Linked DNA regions of Homo sapiens: region 2 is linked to region 1. The links are chromatin contacts, found by Hi-C or POLR2A ChIA-PET in ENCODE. All regions are on one chromosome and are shown on one strand. The core of a region is the stretch at or near the end of the contact, and the rest is flanking DNA. Distances in the headings are between cores, read along the strand shown. Region 1 overlaps SP3 (Sp3 transcription factor). Region 2 has its middle 27 kb from the start of LINC01960.

Region 1 (7,829 bases), core at 2,254-4,753:
AGTGAGCCGAGATTGCACCACTGCACTCCAGCCTGGGCGACAGAGCAAGATTTCGTCTCAAAAAAAAAAAAAAAAAAAAAAAAGGCTTAAGTCCAACTAACTGTTTCCCTGCTGTTCATTTTATCCAACGGCTGGGGATATAGGCTACTGCACATGATGGGTTGATGGATGTGAAATGATAACTCATGACTTTAATTCTAATTTTTCTATATTCTGGTGAGGTTGAGCATATTTTTACAAGTTCATAATCCATTTTCCTCTGATGGGAGTTGCCTGTTTGAATCCTTTGCCCACTTGCTTTTTGGGGTTATTTGCAATTTTTTGCATTGATCTTCAAACATTCTTAATTAATCCCAGGTACATATTATTTTATATATAAGATATATTTTAGAGATATATAGGCTGATAGTATCTTTTCTCAGTCTAAGGCTTATCTTTTAATTTTGTTTATGGTGTTTTGTGTGTGTTGTTTTGCAGAAGTTTTATTGTATCTGAATTGTGGCTTTTGTGTCTTAAGAAATTCTTTACCTACTGTCATAAAAATTTTTGTCTAAAAATTTTATGATTTTGCCTTTCTATTTATCTTGTTAATTCACTTTGAAATTACTTTTGTTTATGGCATAAAGTCCATTATTTTCCATATGGATAATCAGTTGTCTTAGCAGTTTATTGAATGGTCCAACGTTTCCCTGCTGATTATAATGCCCTCTCTGTTATTTATCCTAAATTCTTGACATCCGGTAAGGAAGTCTCCTCTGCCCACCCTTCTCTGTATTTCAAAATGGTTTTGACTGTTCTTGACCCCTTGCTCTTTCTGTGAACTTTAGGATTAAATGATTATGTAGAATTAAACAATCGGGTTAAGGTTTTTTATTAGAATTACATTGAATCTATAGATTAATTTGGGGAAAGAATGTTATCTTTCTATCCATGATAATTCTGTATCTCTCCATTAATTCAAGTCTTTAATGGTTTTTAAAAATAAATTATTGTCTCTTTGAAAATCCTTACACATCCTTTATTGCACTGATTCGTATGTAGTTTATGTTTTTGTTGTTGCTTTGGAGAATAGGCTTCTTAAAATTAAATGTTTAAATTGATCAATGCTGGAGTATATAAATGCTATTGATATTTGTAAAATGATTTTGTCTAATAATCTTACATAATTCTTTTGCTGTTCTAATAGTTTGCCTGTAGATCCTATACGATTTTCTGTGGAGACAGTCATATTGTCCTCAAAGAAGAAAATGTTTGTCTCTTCATTTCCAAGTCTTGTGCCTCTACTTTTAATCAACAGCTTAATGTTAAACAGAAGTGGTGGTGCCAGACATCTCTGTCCTGCTTCTGACTACTATTTACTTTTCTTTCTCACATGTAACTATAACATTATTCAGTTCTTATAACATGGTAAGATAGGTGGAATAGGCATTATCTCCATTTCTAGTTAAAGCTGAGTGGGCCAGAGTATCACTCCAAAACACACAGCTAGTAGATGTCAGAATATGTACTCCAGACTTTCTGACTTCAAATCCTGTGTGATTATCTCAAGTATCACAGCTGTCTTCATATAACCTAAAACAGGATTGATGGCATTTATTTCTTCAACAAACATTTGAGTGCATGTTATATACCCGATATTCAGGATGAAATTATCATTTCATAATTTCTACCCTGAAGGTTATAGTAAGAGAAGCTGATAACATTCTGACTATAATCACCTTCCTGACTTAAAAAAAAATCCATTTGGTTTCACTAGTTTCCTGTACTTTTTTCATTATAAGAACATATTCCCTTTATTTCAATGTTAGGGAAGGGCTACTTTTTTGTTTTTTGTTTTTCCTTAAACATGATCCTCTAAGAGCTACAGTATAACTCTGCTAAATATCCACAGATGTGACATCTGGAGCACTGTGCCCCAAGCCTGGGAGAGCCTGCGTATAGGCCTTGTCTACTTGGCACGTTTAGATTCATGAGGGGACCTAATAAACCTTTTATGACTTTCAAAGAAAGAACATAGGGCCTTACTTGCTCAGGCTCTAGTGTTAAACTTGAGGCTCACTTGATAAGCCAAATTCAGGGCAGCAAAAAACTAAGAAAAGTTGATGATGGGAATGTATCTTTCTAACCAAAGTGTTCCTCAAATCTACTCCAATATTGGAGACAGTGAGTCAACCCTGAAATGGAGACTAGAAACTATAAGGCAGCAACATATGCACAAAACCAACTTTTTTTTTTTTTTTTTTGAGATGGAGTCTCATTCTGTCACCCAGGCTGGAGTGCAGTGGTGCAATCTCGGCTCACTGCAACCTCCACCTCCCGGATTCAAGCAATTCTTTTGCCTCAGCCTCCCCAGTAGCTGGGACTGCAGGCACATGCCACCACGCTCAGGTAATTTTTTGTAGTTTTAGTAGAGACGGGATATCACCGTGTTTCGATCTCCTGACCTCGTGATCCACCCACCTCAGCCTCCCAAAGTGCTGGGATAACAGGCGAGAACCAACGCGCCTGGCCAAAACCAACTTTTTAAAGCAATATTCTGCCCTATAAGTCATTATGTGACTGATGACGCACAGCAAAAGCGACAGTAGGTGTGAACACCATCCGGAACCAAGGTCTTGTGTTACCTAGTCTCCTCTCTGCTGGGCTGGTTTCTTTTTCAATTGGCAAAGGATAAAGGGACAGTTTTTTGAGATATTTCTCATGTCCTAGAATTTAAACTTAGGACACAGAGGGCAAAGGCTCGGAGGAAAGAAGTTAGCCGTTAACAGCTATGGCTGTGGAGAAAGAAGGTGTCCTAGAATGTGCGGGAGCATCATGGGGCCGGACTCAGCCTGCAGCGCCAGTGCTGAGCGACCTCTTTTAACACTCTGTACTTAAAGAACAACCAAAGGTGGTATACAGTCTTAACATTATTTGAAGGTGGCTTTTTGGACTCTGACTCAGTGTGATCGCAGCTTCTTTGTTCTTGAGGACTTTATCCCATCACAACTGTGAGATCTGGTGGGGAGCAAGCTGCAAACTTAAATTCCTCCCTGGTTTTGCTCTACAAGGGCAGAGAAAACTGTCCCTTTGCAAACAGTCATAAAATTAACAGGGTCACGGCATGGGTTCTATCAACTTGCTAGACTGTCAGGCAACCAGCTGCAGAAGGACCTAGGCCTTGCTCGTCATTGACCTCTAAGAATTAGCAGCACCGGGTTGCTAACTCCTTTGCTTTTGGCAGTTACTTCTGTCTTAGTTTCCCTATTGCCCCATGGGCAGGCAGCTAGGTGAGTGAAGTCTGGGTTCGCCTTGTCTCATTGTCACCTACTCCTCACTCACAATCAGGTTCTTGAAAGAGTTGCCCACACACTTTTCACTTCCTTTTCCCCTGCTCTCCTCTCAAATAACTCCCATCTGGTTTCTGTTCCTTCACTTCACTAAAGATGGTCTTGAAAAGGTCAACAGTGACCTCCCTGTCACTAACGCATGTAACATTGAAACATTCACATACTGCCTGACCTCAGTGTTCACATCAGTTGGCTGTTCTCCATTTGTTGAAGTAGATTCTTTCCTAATATCTACCCATGGCCCAGCTGTTTCCTTCTTCCTCTTTCCGCTTCTCTCTCTCCTTTGCTAGCTTTTCTTCTTGTACCTGGCAGTTAAATGTCGAATTTTTCCCAGGCTTGATCCTGAGCTGATTTCTCTTCTCAATCCGCACTCTTTTACTGGATGATCTCATTTGTTCTTGGGATTTCCTTTTACTGCAGACGTGGGCAACTCCCAAGTTTTCCATCTTCACTCCACTCCTCAACTGAGTTGCAGGTAAAATATTGAATTACCTATTTGGCCCCTGTTTTGGAACTTTCACAGGTACCTCAAACTTTATGTGTTCAGAATTCAGTTTCTGAATGTCTACTCCTAAACCTGGACCTTCAGTATTTATCTCAATGAATAACGTCATATGCTTCTCGATGCTCATGCCAGAAAGGGGAAGGTTAACGTTGACACCCTCTCCTTCCCATTCCCCATATTGATCTTGTTGATTGTCCAAGTGTCTCAAAGCCATGCATCTCTCTACATCTCCTCTACCAGCATCCGAGCAACAGCCATCATTTTTTGCTTGGATTACAGCAGTATCCTGGAATCTGGGCTCCTCGTAACCACTCTTCCTGACTCTGACTAGTCCACACTCCAATCAGCAGCCCAGAGTGATCTTTGAAAATGTCAGTCTCCTTAAAACTCTTTATTGGCACTTCACCTAGCATCCCGAGGCTTTGCCATGCCTGGCTGGGCCTCTGCCGGCTTCCCCAGCCTCCGCACACATGAGCCTGTCCCTTACTCGCTGTGCTCTGACCAACTACCCTTTCTCACTCAGATGGCTCAGGTTCCTTCCACTTGTCTCTGCATCCTGTGCACTTGGTTAGGGCTGCATTATGACTTTCATAGGTCCTAGGCACTTTTGCCTTATAGACTCCTTCATAAATATATTTTTAAAATTATGACTATATTGGTACAAAGATGAATATAATCTAGGTTGGATTCATTTTTTATTGAGATAAATGTACATAAACAAATGAGCCATTAGCATTAAAAAATTTTAATTGACAAAAATTTTACATACTTATGATATATAGCATATTTTGAAATGTATACTTATACATTGTGTAATGGCTAAATCACGCCAATGAACATATGCATTACTTCACATGCTTATTTATTATGTGTCAAGAACACTTAAAATCTACTCTCTTAGAAATTTTCAAGTATACAATACATTGTTATTAACCATAGTCACCATGCTGTACACTAACCATCTTAAAGCGTACAATTGAGTGGCATTTCATACACTGACAATATTGTGCAATCACTATCTCTACCTACTTCCAAAACTACCTCAAAGAAAATCCTGTGCCCATTAAGCAGACATGTCCCCATAAGCCCCTCCTCCCAGCCCCTCAGAACCATTAATCTGTCTTCTGTCTCTATGGATTTACTTGTTCTAGATGTTTCATATAAATAGAATCATACAATATGTAGCCTTTTGTGTCTGGAATCTTAGTGTAATGTTTTCAAGGTTCATCCACATTGTAACATGTACTAGTAATTCATTCCTTCTTATGGTTGAATAATATTCCATTGTATGTATTTACCACATTTTGTTTATCCACTCATCAATGATGGACATTTGTGTTTTTTTTCCCACCTTTTTGCTATTATGAATAGTGCTGATATGGTTTGGTTATGTCCCCACCCAAATCTCATCTTGAATTGTAACTCCCATAATTCCCACATGTTGTGGGTAGGACTCTGTGGGAGGTAATTGAATCATGGGGGTGGGTCTTTCCTGTGCTGTTCTCATGGTACTGAATACATCTCACGAGCTCCCCTGTAAAAGCTCTCTCTTTTTTTTTTTGGCCAACCACCACGTAAGATGTCCCTTTGTTTTTCCTTCATCTTCCACTTTCATTGTGAGGCCTCCCCAGCCATGTGGAACTGTGAGTCAATTAAACCTCTGTCCTTTATAAATTACCCAGTCTCGGGTATGTCTTTATCAGCAGCATGAGAACAGACTAATACAGTGCTGCTGTGAACATTTGTGTACAAATGCTTGTTTGAATGCCTGTTTTCAATTCTTTTGGGTATATACCTAGGAATGGGATTGCTGGATTCATTATTCTCCTGATCTTAAAAGAAATTAAAAACATGTTCATGGACCCCTAAATGTGTTGTGAGCCTAGGCACTGCACCTACTATGCCTGATGGCTACGTTGACGCTTCATCCTATTCCTTCTGCCTCAACTGCTTCTAGTGCACCTTTGGTGCACCAGGAGAGGGGTAGCCCTACCTAGCAAAATGTCCATTGGGAAGACAAACTATGCCTCGTAGAGCAGAAAGGGCCCCCAGTAGGATAGACAGTGGATCTATTCTCAGTTCCCATCCCAGAAGAAACATGAGAAACATGAATTGGTTGCAATAGTCAACCTGAGCTCAAAGCAAAGAACCATTCTGCACATATGCACAATCAGCTCAGTATCCCACTTGCTCCTGACTTGCATGTAGGCAACCAGGGCCTTTTTGAGATGGGCCTTCGCTCTGTTGGCCAGGCTGGAGTGCAGTGGTGTGATTAAAGCTCACTGCAGCCTCGAACTCCTGAGCTCAAGCTAGGACTGTAGGTGCACACCACTGCACCTGGGTAGCCAGGGCCCCCTTGGTTCTTATATACTTTCCACCTCACTTACCTCCTCTTGGGGAGCCTGACCTTAAAAAAAGAAAGATAACTGATTCCCCCAGTTTTGAGTACAGCAGTGGTGGTGGTAGACAGTAAAATACAAACAAGTATTACTTGTTATGCTGACCTAATTATTATTTTTTTCAAGACCTTGGGATTATATTCTTGTGTTAACTGGTAAGTGTTAGGTACATTTTGAACTTTAGGAAGAAAGAAATTCCAAGTAGAATAAATTATAGTACAGGGGCTGGGTGCAGTGGCTTATGCCCATAATCCTAACATTTTGGGAGGCTGAGATGGGAGGATTGCTTGAGCCCAGAAGTTCAAGACCAGCTTGGGCAATATAGCGAAACCCCATCTCTACTAAAAAAAAAACAAACAAAAAAACAAAAAACAAAAAACAAAAAACCCCAAGAAATTAGCTGGGCATGGTGGCAAGTGCCTGTAGTCCCACCCTCTTGGGAGGCTGAGGTGGGAGGATCACCTGAGCACAGGAGGTGGAGGCTGCAGTGAGCCATGATCACACCACTGCACTCCAGCCTGGGCCACCGCACTCAAGCCAGGGCAACAGGAGTGAGACCTTGTCTCAAAAAAGAAAAAAAAAATTAAACTAGAGGGTATGAGGCTTTCTCTAGCACTCTACCATATATCTCCTCTGCTATTTTTCCAGCAACCCAATGGTAGCAGAAAAGGAAGAGGAGTATTGTGTTTTGTTTGACACTATTCTTTCTTTTTTAATGTTAACCTCAAAAGTCTTTAGTTTTCTTCTTTTTCTTGCATGTTAAATCACAGAATCTAGTATGACGTTTTCTTAAAAAGGAACCTAAATGTACCAGCCTTATGTTCTAGACTTACCTCTGTCTTTCTTATTATTTGTCTGCATACCAGGTGGTTAAAAGGAAGGGTTTGGACGGATCGTGTTCTTTGCATCAATGCTTCCCTATGCTTACATTTGTAACAAGAGAAGATTATAGTCAGAAAAAGTTCCTAGTTCCTAACCAATTGTTTTTAGTCCAACCCACAATATTTTCCATTCCCCCTTTTAATTACATTTGCTCTGTGGTTTGGGTAAGCAGACCACATTGCTTGCTGCCTAAATTATTTTCCAACTACCAAATTGCTATGTCCCTGAAGATGTCCCAAATCATCTCCTACATGTTTTCAGGCAAGCTGTCTTCTAGGACATTGAATTATATTCTTTATTATGATGTATAATTATAGCATCAATGTCTACACACCTTTTGTTACAAGTATATGCTAGTTATTTTTCCTGTTTCAAGATTATTAAAGCAGTTCTTAGGCATTAAAAGATACTGTCAACAGAATAAGTATTGAAAAGGAGATAAGGGGAAAATCCAGAGAAAGCAAAGTTTACATAGATTCACCTGCTAACTTTACACTGGCTATAATGACTCTTAATATGTTTTTGTTTGTTTGTTTCTTTAATCTTTTTTTAAAAAAATTCTCTCCATGAGTTGAATATAATATATTTTTGTTAGTAATTGGTGAATTTATCGACCTTCCTTTGTAATATTTTGTGAAATCAAGTGGGTCATTATGAAGCCTACATACTCAGTTATTTTATCTTGTCAAAATTAGCTCCATTTGGAGATATGCA
Region 2 (7,829 bases), core at 3,161-5,660, 150 kb before region 1:
AAAAATGGAGAGAACCCAAGATGTGGTCCTGCCTTTCTTCGAACCTCCTTTTCTTCTAATATTGACCTCCTAATTGGGGGTCCTTGTTTGTCAACTGTACAGCCTCCTTCTTTCCTCCTCTCATTTCTCAGAACTTGTGACAGTTGGTATATGGTTCATACATACTGGTTTATTTCACAGTTTTACATATTCAGATCCATCTTTTCTCCCCTGTGAAGTTATAAAGCTCTTATAGATTAGGTGCTGTATTAGTTATACAGTGCTGCATAACAAGTCACCCCAGATTTACATCTTCAAACAACAATAACATTTATGACCTAGCAGTTTTTGCAAGCCAGAAGTCGGTGGAAGCAGCTCATCTGTGCACAGCAATCCAAGGGCCGGGCTGGAGCTGCAGACAGTACTCCCGAGGTAGCTCACTCTCGTGACCGCAAAACTGGAGCTACTCAGTTTCTCACCATGTGGACTGTTTGGTGGAGCTACTTCCCAGAGCCACTCAGGAGCCCTCATAACATGGCATCTGGCTTTCTCCAGAGTGAGTGACTCAAGCAAGAGCAAGGCAAAAGCCATAGGTCTTTTATGGCCCAGGCTCAGGAGTCAAACACTGTCATTTCCAAAATATCCTATTGGGTACCTACATCAGTTCTCCACAGGGTCATGAATACCAGGAAGCAGGAATCATTTGGGGCCATCTTAGAGGCTGGTTACCACAGGGACCCTGTCTTTTATTCCTTCTGTATGTTATGCCATATAGATCAGATTCTGGCATAGGCATAATCAACCCGAACTATGCAGAAATATCATAATGAATCAAGAAGCAAATTCTGCCGGGCGCGGTGGCTCATGCTTGTAATCCCAGCACTTTGGGAGGCCGAGGTAGGCGGATCACCAGAGGTCGGGGGTTCAAGACCAGCCTGACCAACATGGAGAAACCCCATCTCTATTAAAAATACAAAAAGTTAGCTGGGGATGATGGCACATGCCTGTAATCCCAGCTACTCAGGAGGCTGAGTCAGGAGAATCACTTGAACCCGAGAGGTGGATGTTGCGGTGAGCAGAGATCGCGTGATTGCATTCCAGCCTGGGCAACAAGAGCAAAACTCAATCTCAAAAAAAAAAAAAAAAAAAAGGAAGCAAATTCTTTTTATAACTCATGACTGTGAGTAAAAGGACCAGTCTTGGGTCAAGTTGCCTGGGAGACATCTCCAAGGCAGACACTAGCATGCAAGAAGTTTATTGCGGAAAAGAACCCTTTGGATCACCACCGCTTGTTGGGGAGCGAAGGAACTAGTATTGGGATCAGGGAATTGTGGAGCAGCAAAGGCCTCAGCCAATCCCAAGGAAAGCTCTGGCGCTAGGATGGCCCATCACAGTATTTACACCATGAAAACTGGCAGTGCTACAAATCAGAGTTGTTGTTATTTTTAGACACAGGGTCTCGCTCTGTCACACGGCTAGAGTGCAGTGGCACTATCATATTAATAGATCACTGCAGCCTGAAACTCCTGGGCTCAAGCAATCCTCCCACCTCAGCCTCCTGAGTAGCTGAGACTACAAGTACAGGCCACTGTGCCTGACTAACCTACTTTTTCTAGAGATGGCTGTCTCACTATGTTAACCAGGCTGGTCTCAAACTTCTGGCCTCATGCCATCCTCGTACTTCGACCTCCCAAGGCACTGGGACTATGGGCATGAGCTGCTGCACGCAGTCAAATTAGGATTTTTGAAATCCCTGATTTAAACCTTAAGTTGGTTATTAATAATTTACCAGTGCACTAGTGATCTTTTGAATCCCTTTTCCTGAGATCCTGAATGTAGTATCTTGTCATGTTAAAATTTCTGAGAAGTCCCACAATAAGGAAATTTGTTTAACTTTGTGAAATAAACATTTCCCAAACATAGGACGTTGGTATAAATTTTGGTGCACAGACCCAAGTGTCTAAGAAGCTATTTAATTTCTGATTTTGACTCCCTTTTCTTCCAGATTGATGAGGGAAAAAAACCACCACCACCACCTGGTTCTCACTTGTTGATCCACTCAGGCACTGCTCAGACGCCCAGAATCCCTGTTCACAGGATCTGCCAGGTCTGAGGACTGAGCTCAGTTTCTGGGAGATGCTCGAGGGAAAGGGATCCTCATCCTCTGGGTGGGGGTGCATGCTTCCCTCCCTGTGATTCAGCCTCTCCTATTTCCCACTGCCTCTCAGGCCTGTTTCACCCGTTCTGCCTGACTCCTGAAAGCATTTGCGTTTGCAAGCCCAGTCTAGGTGCACTTCCTGACCACTTTGTCTCTGCCACCTCCCTGGTGCTCTGCTTGCAGGCTGGGCCTGGGGCTCTCCTGAGCCACAAACCCTGGCTTCCTCCCTCTCCCCTCTTCCTTCCCCGCCCCCTACTTCTCTTCCAGACTCCTGTTTCCCTACCGCATTCCTCCTCCCCTTCCCTTTTCTCCTTTTCTTCCTGTCTCCCTTCCCCTTTTCTTCTCTCCTCAAAAACCCTTTCCAGGCTGGAGTAAGTCTCTCTCCCTTCATCCAGCCTTTGCTTGAGAGTCAGCTGAATTCTCCCAAGGACTTTGGCTTTGTTTCCGTCCGATCAGCAGCCTCCAGAAGGTAATGAGCACTGTGCCCCGCCTGCTTCAATGGGGGAGGAACGGTATGGAATTGGGAGGGACGAGAAAAAGTTCCTATCTAAAACCCCCTTTCCCTCCACCACACTGATTTGACTTTGGAACAGTTTTGTGGAGCACAGTTCAGGGAAACTCTGCAAGTGCTTCCCATGGTCTCTTGCAAAACCAGCGGGTGCCAAGGAGGTGCCAGAGTGACCTCTGGGCTCACAATCTGTGACAGACAGTAAGACAGTCTGGAAATACTTTCATCTCAGCCCTTCAAGGGATTAGGTACTAAAGGGGAGGGAGGGTAGAGCCTGGGAATCCCAGCTGACCTGGAGTCACTGAGTCCCGGGGGGCCGAGGGCCGATGGGAGAGGAGTTGCTGTTCTTGGCGGCTGTTTGAAAACTTTCATACAAGATCGCATCATTCTTCATCCCGTTCACTTGTGTTTCCACAGGTACTGCTTTCTGAGGGTCTGGGTGGCTCCTTGGAAAAGGGGTCTGGGTGGCTCCTTGGAAAAGGAGTCTGGTCCCCACTGTGATAGTATTAAATACAAGTCTCTGAAAACGTCTTAAAATCCCTCCCAAAATTAATGCATTGATTTAGAAGTGAGACCAAAATGTGAAGACTTCACCAGTCTAAAATAAATTCAAAACAAGTTAAATGAGCATGACCGAATAGCCAGCCATTTCTAAATTGTTCATTTCACATAGTGTAGCCTTTACAGTGGTGGCAACTATGATAACAGATCCTATGACTTAGATAAGATCAACAAATTACCAAGTGCTAATTGTTTCTGCTGGGTGTAGGTGAGGAGATAAATAGCTTGTAAATTAAACAGCAGTGCCTAAGGGTGCCATTCCTGTACTCACACGGGCTGCTCCGTGCTCTCCAGCAAATAATTTCCTCTTATCTCATAATTAAACATTTTTACCTTTAAAAACCACAATCATTAGTGAATATGTTATCCTCCTAGTGCCAAATTTAAAAGAGGAGAAAGGAGATAAGAAGCAGTAATCTAATAAACTGAATGACAATGTCATTTCATCCTTTTGCAAATCATCGAAATATAGGCTTTCTGTCTTGGGTGGTTATTGGGCCATCTATGCAGCTTTTCCATAAGCAGCTCCTGCGCCAGTGCTGAAGTGTGGCAGTCGTCAAATCCAGAGCCTGTGTGGCCTGGAGCCTGTCAGTAAGTGCTCATGTGCCGCAGCTGTTCTCTGTTGTTTAGGATCTTGCCTCAGATTCGCTTATAAATGGCATTTATAACATCAAACTTATTCAGTGCCCGTTAAGATGTTTTAGCTTTATCATGAATGTCAACCGCTCCTTTTCCAGCTTCCCATCTCAAGGGAAGACCATGAGAGCTGAATATCACTACCACATTATTTTACTCCAAGTGCAGACATACAGTGCAGTGCAGTGCAAAGAGCTGTTTTCTTTCCTTCCCTTTGTTTTCAAAGTTCAGTCTCTGAACGTCTGGTTAGAAGAGTGTTATCTGGATAATGTTTTTCACTCTGCGCTAGTTATGGTATGTCCTTGTGTTAGAAATTCTAAAGACAAAAATGTGTCCATTCCTTCTTTGTTCATCCATCCATCCTTTCATCCATGCATTTATTTCATCGTTTATTCTTCTCATGTTTATGAAGTTCTTTTGGTTCAAACCCTGTGCAGGGCGCTAGATGAAAGGCAAATGTGCGTGGGGCACATTTCTTTCTGCTGAGCTCAGAGGGAGAGGCCAAAATTGTAAATACTGATTACAGTAGAAAGCACTGTGGAGAGGCCCCACCCAGCTTGGGCCAGGCAGGAAGATTCCAATGAGGCAATGATAAAACCAAGAGGAGCAGCAGAGAACAGCGGCTTGCAGCCCCCTGGCTGAGCTAGCTTCAGAGGCAGATAAATAAGTGCCTGCCAAGTCTCGGGTATCAAGTACAGGCTTGGCCAGGGGTAGCCTGCAAAGATGAAGCCTTTGACCTGGGCTATCTCATTTTATTCTCCTGGTAACCTGTGATATAGGCTCTTCCCTAGCTACTCTGCAGTGGGGAATAAGAGAAACAGGGGAAGAAGTCCTGGCTGCCCCTGCCTATTGTGACTTTGAGAAGGAATTACCCTCCCAGGGCTTCAATTCCCTGATATGTTACATGGGGATCATAACAGTTTCTACCTCTCAGGTTTGTTGTGAAGATTACATGAATTTACACATGTGAAGCATTTAGAATAATGCATGAATTCAATAAATAGTAACTATCATTACTCATCTTACTAATTAGGCTTAGTGAGCATAATTAAGTGACCCGAATTATCCAGCTGAAAAGAGGCAGAGCTAGGGGTCAAACCCCTTCCTAACCTACAGTATTGTGTGCAGCATACCACGGGACCACACAGGATGACCACTTAATTAAGACTGATGCAACCAGGGAGGGCTTCCTGCAGGAGGTAGCATCTGAGCTGAGTTTGGAAGAAGGGCCTAGAGTTTGCCAGGGAAAGAAGTGGGAAAAGCATTTTAAGGAGACTAGCAGAACGTGTAAAGGCCTGGAGGCATGAGCAGGCCTGGTATATAGCAGGACCGTGGTATGGCCAGGGGGTGGAGGAGTTTAGATTGGACCCTGAAGGCAAAGCAGATTCTTTGTTTTGTTTTTGGTGCTAGTAATTAGTGTGTTTATTTGAAGAGTGGGAAAAAGTAAAAGAGAAACTTAAAAATACAGGTAATTTGTATTTACAATTTATTTACTGTTTTTCTTTAAATGACTTGTTCTTTTTATTTAAATTTATTTACTGATTTTCATTTTTATTTTTTAATAAATAGAGATGGGGTCTTGCTTTGTTGCCCAGGCTGATCTCCAACTCCTAGACTCAAGTGATCCTCCTGCTTCAGCCTCCCAAAGTGTTGAAATTACAGGTGCGAGCCACCACTCCTGGCGTAAATTTACTTTTGAACTATATCACAACCATAAAATGGAAAACTATAGTGCCAGATATGTTTTGGAATTCAGATTTTTTTCTGATTTAGAAAGGAGATATAGAGCATACGCCCTGCAGTAGTTAACACCCCCAGAAGCCAAAGAATCAATAAATATTTCTCAGAGAAATGTATGACTATTTACACCAAGTAGGACAGAAGCTATATATAGCTTGCCTCAAGGAGCTTTGGCCCCAACATTACAAAAAAAGCTTTCATTTTTCAGAGATTTGTAGATTTTAGAATGTGGATGAGTAGTCTCACTTGCTGGAACTAGAAGGTAACAGAAAATATATTTGTTGCATACAAAGCTTTGTTCTTAGAGTCCAGCTCAGCCTCCCAGCTGTGGCTACAGAGGTGCATCCTTGTTGAAAGGAGATTCACTGGCATCAGGGAGGTGTTCAAAGCTTCCACTAGCAATGTTAACAATGAGGAAACTGGGTGTTGGGTATTTAGGAACTGTATGTAATGTTCTTGCAATTTTTCTGTAAATCTTCAACTATTCTGAAATTTAAAGTTTATTTAAAAAAAATAAGCTGACTCACACCAAACCAGACTTTCTCCATAACAGAATCACTGATATGGTTAGGCTTTGTGTCCCCACCCAAATCTTATCTTGAATTGTAATCCCAGGTGTTGAGGGAGGGACCTGGTGGGAAGTGATTGGATCATGGGGGCGGTTTCCTCCATGCTGTTCTCGTGATAGTGAGGGACTTCTCATGATATCTGTTGGTTTTATAAATGGCAGTCCCCCTGGGCTTTTTCTGTCTCTCCTGTCACCTTGTGAAGAAGATGCCTGCTTCTCCTTCCTCCATGATTGTAAGTTTCCTGAGGCCTCCCCAGCCATGTGAAACTGTAAGTCAATTAAACCTCTTTTCTTTATCAACTACGCAGTCTTGGGTAGTATCTTTATAGTAGTGTGAAATTGAACTAATACAATCACTTTCTCATTCAGTGACTCCATTCTTAATGCCCCCACCTCATCCCCACAAAATGATTCCATGGGCATCCCCTGACCCCAAGGTAGGCTCCCAGGCTTTGGGAAACCCTGGCTGGGCTGGGCTGGACTAGGCTATGTTGTCTCTGGACATTAAGCCGAAGGATAGGGCTTTTTCTGTGGCAATGAGATTTCATTAAAGGTGTTTAAGTGGGTTGGGGTTGCCGTTGAGAGTACCGTTTGTGGATGGGGGTGAGAAGTTTGGCCAGAGAGGAAAGATACCGGGGAGCAAGAGGGAAAGGCTAGTGATCAGGCTGGCAGGCTGATGGCCAGGAAGGCACAGATGTGGGTGAACGGGAGGGTTCAGAGAGGCAGGAATGCAGACCCCCTGGAGGTGTGTGCAGGAGAGCGTGTTAGGGGCTGGCTGGGGCAGGATGCTGGCTTTGTGAGGGGCCAAGGGCATCTCACAAAAATGTTCTGCAATGTTCTAGGTCATTCCCTGAAAAGTAAAAAATATATTTTAAAAAATTTTTTTGAAAGAAAAGAAAATGTCCTGCAAGGGCCTGGAGGGGCAGGTTGCCCAGAGCAGCGTCAGAGACTCAGGCTTGATGCCATCCTTTCACAGATAGTAAGAGGCTCCTAGAGCTGTTGGACGTCTCCAGGAGACAGAAAAGGAACATTGCCCTTCCCCAGCCCCTCACAGCTTCACCCCCCTGCCCCTCACAGCTTCACCCCCCTGCCCCAGCCACAGGGTAAACAACAACAAGGTTGGGACAAAGGAGGGGTTAGAAGAGAAGACAAACCGGCCCTCATTCTACTCATTCTGGGTGGAACAGGAAGCTCGGCTCCTGGTTGTTAAGCTTGAAGGTTGCTGATTGGAATCTGTGGGGATGGATGGAGATCCTCCCTTACAGGACCCGATGCCCAGGGCTGACTAAACAGGGAGCTGTTCTACCAAAGGCGTAGGAACCACTACAGAAAAAAGTGAAAGATACACAGGGTAGACGTCCTCCAGAAAGCAAGGAAACTTGAGCATCCAGCACGCAGAGGACACCCACTCTGCCCGTGTGCCTATTTTTGCCTCCAAATCCTCACCTGGGCATCAGTACCTCACCTGAGCCGCCAACAGCCAGGATCCTGTGCCAAGCCAGTGCCATTCTGGGATTTAACTCAGCAGCTACAAGCCAGAAAGAAACTGGGGACTCCAGGGCCAGTTCCTGAGCCTGCACGCCAGCCGGAGGGAGAGCGCCCAGCAGACGCCGCGGGTTGCGCCCCGGGCGCGTCCCTCCGCTGCCCTTCGTGGGCGCGAGTGGCAGCCGGCTGCGGGC

What was found. Hi-C counts contacts between places; a loop is a spot of excess contacts on that map. ChIA-PET counts read pairs that join two places held with the same protein, here RNA polymerase II (POLR2A). Pooled maps may share reads with other maps.
Region 2: a map of Caco-2 shows a loop between it and region 1 (2.7-fold over the local background). The contact joins two enhancer-like sites. A Hi-C loop is called at or near these places in 49 of 168 maps with a recorded cell type or tissue (B cell, CD4-positive, alpha-beta T cell, CD4-positive, alpha-beta memory T cell and 28 more), 14 of 37 single-sample maps with no recorded cell type and 33 of 50 pooled maps. POLR2A ChIA-PET finds 5 or more read pairs at or near these places in 2 of 52 experiments (activated CD4-positive, alpha-beta T cell and activated T-cell).

Annotation. Positions count from the first base shown.
Region 1 is chr2:173,893,950-173,901,778 of GRCh38, reverse strand. It overlaps SP3 (Sp3 transcription factor), which reads left to right. Exons shown (of 7, transcript NM_003111.5): 7 at 1-1,004. Among named protein-coding and RNA genes, the nearest start is that of SP3, 68 kb to the left of the region's middle. Within about 2 kb of position 3,503, at least 4 of the 41 ENCODE cell types and tissues checked have a DNase peak (open chromatin) inside an H3K27ac peak, as active enhancers do.
Region 2 is chr2:174,048,457-174,056,285 of GRCh38, reverse strand. No RefSeq gene overlaps it. Among named protein-coding and RNA genes, the nearest start is that of LINC01960, 27 kb to the right of the region's middle. RefSeq lists an enhancer at 3,597-4,796 and a silencer at 6,554-6,757. Within about 2 kb of position 4,410, at least 4 of the 41 ENCODE cell types and tissues checked have a DNase peak (open chromatin) inside an H3K27ac peak, as active enhancers do.